Linked DNA regions of Homo sapiens: region 1 is linked to region 2. Evidence: chromatin contacts called from ENCODE Hi-C or POLR2A ChIA-PET data. All regions are on one chromosome and are shown on one strand. The core of a region is the stretch at or near the end of the contact, and the rest is flanking DNA. Distances in the headings are between cores, read along the strand shown. Region 1 holds the start of RUBCNL (rubicon like autophagy enhancer). Region 2 holds the start of COG3 (component of oligomeric golgi complex 3).

Region 1 (3,268 bases), core at 347-2,846, 920 kb after region 2:
AAAGATCATGCAAAAAAAAAAAAAAACCAACAAACGTTTACTCTTGGATGTTTAACCTTGGCTCCGACAGAATGTTCCTTGTATCAAAAAACAAGAACTCAGCCAACAATGTTTTTGTTGTTAAACGGTTGCATGAAGACTATGTCCAGTCAAATCTAACCCCTCACCCCGCTCCAAGGCTATGACCCTCAATTTTCATCAAAGTTCCTACCATCTCCCACTTTGTAAAGGCCCTAAAGAAGTTAATGAAGAAGGCAAAGTTCCTGTCCTCTGCTGTCACTCAGTAATGAGCAGTTTCATGTGGCAGTGCAGAAACTGGGGTTTGAGAAACAGAGGTGTCCTGACACTCTGGACCGGTAATCACGAAAACCCCAGCACTGCCATAAAGATGCTGTCTTAACTCGGCTCCAAACAAAGTTCTGTCGGCGGCCGGCAGTGTTTCAGTGGGCAGCAATGTGGTGATACCTTCACAGGATACTTTATAGGCTTCAAAACACTTCCCTCCCTCCAGGCCATTAACCTTCTAAACCACACAGTGGGGTATGGCTGGAGTATTCTCCCCCTGAGGCAAGGGAACTGAAGTTCAAGAAGGTTTCTTGACTTGCCAAGATCTCCCCGCTACTTTGGCTTTAAGAAACTGGGTCTAAGAAACTCAAGCTTACGGATTCTCTGTTCTCTGCGCGCTCCCACCACATCTTCAATTCAAAGATCCTTCCAAATTCCACAGAAATAACCCAGTAAGGGCAGCTCTTGAGTATACCTTTTCCTTTGAGTCTTAATTTTCACTCAAGGCGAAATAACCCCTCCTCTGAAAGTTCTCCACGTTTTCCAAGCGGACAGCATCAAGTTCGCAGGGGATCTGTATCAGTCTCAGCAGGTGGACTTCACAAGGGGCGGGTTGGGGGAACGCCCGCCTGACCGTGTCCGGCGTGGCGGGGGGTTGGGGGCGAGAAGAGTGGGGGTTGCTATGTAGGGCGCCCGGACCAAATAACACGCCGCGATTTCACACTCCAGCCTAGCTCAGTTATGTAGCCAAATGTTTTTCTGTCACCACATATCCACGACTTTGGCTGTGTTGAGGACGAAAACAGAGAAAAGACACTGATCCCAGAACACTGCGCCTGGGAGGACGCAGGGCGCAGGCTTTGTAGTCTCTGAGAATCGCCCTGCGTAAAAGTGTCCTGAGGTCCCGCTTCTGCGCCCTTCCCGGCCCAAGCCGAACACAGGGTCAACCTCACTCTACAAAGTCAACCGGATAGAAATCCGCCACCCCGCGAGGAGCCCCTTCCTACTGTCTCCAAGGGGTCCCCGACACTGCTCTGAGCGACCCTAAGATACCTGGGTGTCTCTGCTGGGCACAAACCTCTCTGGCGCCACTTCCACCATCCAACCTCTCCCGCGGCCCTCCCTTCCCTTTCTCCAACCACCCTCTCCACCCCGCGCCGCTCCCATCTCGCCCCCGGCCCCGCCAGCCTCACCCAGCCAAACCCGAGCGGTGGAACGCTGCGCTGGGTAAACGCCGCGCGTCGGGTCCTCCCTCGCGCGGCTCCGGGCAGCGTTCCGTGGCCACCGCGCTCCCGGTAACAGCAGAAAGGGGAGGGAGGAGAGCTACCGAGGAGGGGACAGCGACGCCCCGACGCCGCCACGCCCCCCGCCTCCCACACGGGGGCCACCGTAGCTCTCTAGAAGCTCCTCAGGGAAGCAAAGCGCCGTTCCCGCCGCAGGCACCGAGACGTCGCCCAGATGGAAGAAACTCTGGAGATGCGCGCTCCTACACCGGTGCCGCGGCGCCCGGGCCCAGCACCACGCACCTATGCGCGCCTCTGCCGGTCCTCCTAGAAATCCCGCCCTGCCTACCCGCGGCGCGAGACGCAACGACGCTTTCAGGGGTCAAAGACCTGGCAGAAATGACTTCCCAACCCCAGATGCCCCCAGCAGCAGTATTTAGCAGTCATACAATTGCCTGAAATGAAGAATGAGTAATCTGGATGAGTCGGCCCTGAAATCGACCTGCAACTTACCCGGAACGTGAGCTGTCTCTCTCTGACCTCTGCTGGCTGCTTCACCTGGAGTCTGAGTCCGACTCATGTAGCACTTCACTGTCCGCGTTAGTTTAGCCTTCACTGTCAGCAACTCGTCACCTTGTCCTCTTGCAGCGAAGGTTTGGAATCCCATCACGGGTGTGCAGTGGTTAGTCCTGAGATCATGGTGGTGCTAGGAGAACCTGCCAACCAATACAGAAAGTTGTCACGAATAGAAACCTAAGCTCTGGCCGGGTGCGGTGGTTCAAGCCTGTGATCCCAGCACCTACTTTGGGAGGCCAAGTCGGATGGATCACTTGAGGTTAGGAGTTCGAGACCAGCCTGGCCAACATGGTGAAAGCCTGTCTCTACTAAAAATATAAAAATTAGCCGAGCGTGGTGGCGGGTGCCTGTTATGCCGGCTACTAGGGAGGCTGAAGCAGGAGCAACCCGGGAGGCGGAGGTTGCAGTAAGCCGAGATCGCGCCATTGCACTCCAGCCTGGGCGACAGAGCAAGACTGTCAAAAAAAAAAAAAAAAAAAAACAGAAAGGAGAAGAAGGGAAGGAGGGAGGGAGGGAGGAAGGCAGGCAGGCAGGCAGGAAGGAACCCAAGGGAGGGAGGGAGGGAAGAAGGAAGGAAGGAAGGAAGGAACCTAAGCCAAGGAAGGAAGGAAGGAAGGAAAGCAAAGAAAGGAAGGAAGGAAGGGCGAAGGAAGGAAGGAATCTAAGCCAAGGAAGGAAGGAACCTAAGCCCAGGAAGGAAGGAAAGAAGGAAGGAAGGAAGGTAGAAGGAAGGAAGGAACCAAAGCCAAGGAAGGAAGGAAGGAAAGAAAAGTAGAAAGGAAGGAAGGAAGGAAGGAACCTAAGTCCCAGAAGGAAGGGAGGGAGGGATGGAGGAAGGAAGGAAGCTAAGCTCTCTCTCGCGGTGCCCTGACTTCTCCCGGGGAAGGACCTCTGAGCTGCCTGCACTGGTAATGACACGTAGGTGAACCGGTCCTGGCTTTCTTAGAAGATTCCCTGCTGCATAAAACCAAATCCCGTTGCACTTTCCTGGGTTCCTTGGCTTTGTCCTTTGTCATTTCCAGGATGGAGCAGAGGCACTGGTAATTTGGCTTTTACTTGCCTGGTACCTCTGGCATGGAGTGGCTAAACGGTGGCACCATGTACTAGTTGCTGCCATCTTCAGATAAAATATTGAATCAATATGACAAAAGTCAGATGAATACTAGCTGCCAATTACCCTGCTT
Region 2 (3,418 bases), core at 683-3,182:
AATTTCGTTTTCCAGCAAAATAATATCCCACATCTCACTTGAGTTGTTAATGTGAATGTTATTGGTTATATACCGTTATATGTTAGTTATATTTCTGTTGGCATGTAACTTGCATGTCTATTTTGGTATAAACATCCAAAGCTTATGTCAAGTCTTATTTTTGTTCATACTTAAGCAATATAATACAATTATTTACATCAACATTGGGGATCTGCAGATTTTTTAAGGGCTTTGTACAGCAGGCAACTTGGAGAAGCTGTGGTATATAAAGGGTGTCAGACACAGTCAGGATATCTAAGTTCCAGTGGTGACGCTGATGTTAACCACCTGATTGCAGGATGTTAGGCTGCTTGCTTCACCTCTACGGGTTGTAGTTTGCTCCTCTGTAGACAGAAAGGGCTTGATTATATGATTTTAAAATTCTCTTCCAACTTCAAATTCTATTCTTTTTTTTTTTGAGACAGAGTTTAGCTCTTGTTGCCCAGGCTGGAGTGCAATGGTGCAACGTTGGCTCACAGCAACCTCCGCCTCCTGGGTTCAAGCGATTCTCCTGCCTCAGCCTCCCGAGTAGCTGGGATTACAGGCATGCACCTCCACGCGCAGCTAAGTTTTTTTGTATTTTTAGTAGAGACGGGATTTCTCCATGTTGATCAGGCTGGTCTCGAACTCCCGACCTCAGGTAATCCGCCCACCTCGGCTTCCCAGAGTGCTGGGATTACAGGTGTGAGCCACTGCGCCCGGTCTCAAATTCTGCTCTTAAAAGATCAGAGCCTTCATTTGGGAACATAGCCAGGCACTGATTTGTGCTATAAAGCCTGAATAAAGCCTTCAGACTTTACCCAGACAATGGTCAAAATTGCTACGAAGCTGTTTCCACCTGCCTTGACTCCAGGGAGGAGCAGGAAGAGGCCTCCATAACTTGTAGAAGATTGTCTGTTCTCCACCATTTATTTATTCAATCGTTTATTTATAGCAGTATGGACTCATGGGTATTTATTTTATTCTGTAAATTATGATCCAATACTATCATTATTTATTTTGTTGCTCAAATCTACAATATGATTTAAATGGTAGAGTAGAATTACATGTCTGTACCACAAATTATTATTATTATACATTTTGAGACAGTCTCACTTGATGCCCAGGCCGGAATGCAGTGGCAAGATCTCTGCTCACTGCAACGTCCACCTTCCAGGTTCAGGAGATTCTCCTGCCTCAGCCTCTCAGGCTGATTACTGGCATGTGCCACCACGCCTGGCTAATTTTTGTGCTTTTAGTAGAGACGGGGTTCAACCATGTTGGCCAGTCTGGTCTCAAACTCCTGACCTCAGGTGATACGCCCACCTCGGTCTCCCAAAGTGCTGAGATTACAGGCCTGAGCCCCCGCGCCTGGTCTGTGCCACAAATTCTTGATCCAGTTCTTCAATGTTGGACATTTAGGTTGTCTCCAGTTATTTGATACCATTAATGATGTCTGAGATACACACATCTTTGAATTTTTTATGTGTTTCCGTAAATTAGTTTTCTAGTAGGGGAATTACTGGATGTTGGAAAAGTTTATGCTTTTGGTTTTGATCCAAGAGGCATAAATTGTCAACATGCCAACATGGAAATCATACACTCCACACATTCTACCCAGACTACCCAGCTGTAAGCAGAGAGGTGTAGATCCAAGTCTCCTGCCGGCAGGGTGATTTAGCGCAGTTGTCAATAATCTGTACAACACGTAACAATAAAGTTATTGATGTTGAGGAAAAGACTTCCGGTAGGGGCATTTCTATTTCCATTGGGTCCTGTCTTCTCCACCTTCTACGTTTCAACCGGAAATAGTCGTACCCATTTAAAGCCACGTCGGTACTGGCCTCGGTCCCGCCCCCCACACTGCGGAACCGTTTCCGGGGTCAGGGCATTCCGTCCCGCCCCGCCGCCGGTGCAGTGTTGGAAGCTCCGGTTCTCCCGGAAGTGGCCCAGGTCTCTCTGTCGGGGTCCCCTCCATCTCGCTGCTGCTGAAGGCCGCGAGGGCGGCGGCGATGGCGGAGGCGGCGCTGTTGCTGCTGCCTGAGGCGGCGGCGGAGCGGGACGCTAGGGAAAAGCTGGCTCTCTGGGATCGGAGACCGGACACGACGGCGCCGCTGACCGACAGGCAGACGGACTCGGTATTGGAGCTGAAGGCGGCGGCAGAGAACTTGCCGGTGCCAGCTGAGGTGAGGTGATGGGCAGGAACCGGGCCGGGGCGATGGGGCTGGGATTCTCCTCGGGCGCCCCGGCAGGACCCCGGCCTCACTAGCCTCTGCCCAGGATATCTCTCCACTCCTCCCTGGCCATGGTGGCGGATCCGGTGGGAGGGGCCTCATCTCCCAGGCTGTCAGGCTTCGCTCTGCCTGCGACCCCGACTCTAATTCTGCCTGGGGACGGCTGTGGGGGTGTCCTGCAGCTGGTGCTCGCCGGAACCCAGTCCTCCCCCAGCAGCATGGGACGGTTGGCCCGGAGCCTTGCACCGAACGTTTTGCCCCAGACGAGGCGTCCTGTCAGCCGAGGCGTAATCCTGCTGCCCACTCTCTCCCAGAAGGAGAGGCAGTCAACCCGAGGTGCTGTGCTGCAGGACAGTCTCCAGCGCGTGCTCGTTTACCGCCTTAATGATTCACCTAGGTTGCTTTGTCCATGGGGGTCTTGGGGAGACCAAAACTTGGTCCTGAGTGAGTTTCATTTATCGCACATTGAACTATGAGCTCTCAATCAAGTGCAAGTTATGGGAGATCAGATTTATTTCACCTATTGCAAAGCAATAAAAATGAATTTTATTTGAAAGTTGGCTCAGTACATTATTAAGCAGTGCTGGTTTTCGGTGTTAGAGTCAATGTGTTTAATCCACTTACCATTAGGATATTATGCACTACTGCTTCTTGTGTGATTCAATTCAATTAGTTGTAATAGCAGGAAGTAACATGAATTGTCAGATGTTTGACAAACGTTTTCCAGTTTTGAGGGCCAGGTTTAGGAGGATTATTTTATATAAGCAGTGGTGATGGTTACTTTTGATGTTGGAAGCATTCTTTTCTCTCGCTCTGTCGCCCAGGCTGGAGTGCAGTGGCGTGACCTCGGCTCACTGCAACCTCCACCTCCCGGGTTCAAGCGATTCTCCTGTCTCAGCCTCCCGAGTAGCTGGGATCACAGGTGCCTGCCACTACACCCGGCTAATTTTTTGTATTTTTAGTAGAGATGGGGTTTCGCCCTGTTGTCCAGGCTGTTCTCGAACTCCTGACCTCAAGTGATCTGCCCGCCTCGGCCTCCGAAAATGCTGGGATTACAGTCGTGAGCCACCGTGCCTGGCCTGAAGCATTCTTTTTATACGATTTGGAATTGTGTCCAAATGCAGATTGAGTTTAGAGTCTTCAACTTTTTCTGTCCTCCAACTTTA

Evidence for each region. Hi-C counts contacts between places; a loop is a spot of excess contacts on that map. ChIA-PET counts read pairs that join two places held with the same protein, here RNA polymerase II (POLR2A). Pooled maps may share reads with other maps.
Region 1: a pooled map shows a loop between it and region 2 (4-fold over the local background). The contact joins the promoter of RUBCNL here to the promoter of COG3 in region 2. A Hi-C loop is called at or near these places in 1 of 50 pooled maps. POLR2A ChIA-PET finds 5 or more read pairs at or near these places in 2 of 52 experiments (GM12878 and activated T-cell).

What each region holds. Positions count from the first base shown.
Region 1 is chr13:46,385,656-46,388,923 of GRCh38, forward strand. RUBCNL (rubicon like autophagy enhancer) reads right to left here and starts at 1,597. Exons shown (of 15, transcript NM_025113.5): 1 at 1,479-1,597. RefSeq lists enhancers at 1,364-1,453, 1,834-2,113, 2,144-2,243, 2,264-2,373.
Region 2 is chr13:45,463,007-45,466,424 of GRCh38, forward strand. COG3 (component of oligomeric golgi complex 3) reads left to right here and starts at 1,933. Exons shown (of 23, transcript NM_031431.4): 1 at 1,933-2,204. The coding sequence starts at 2,031.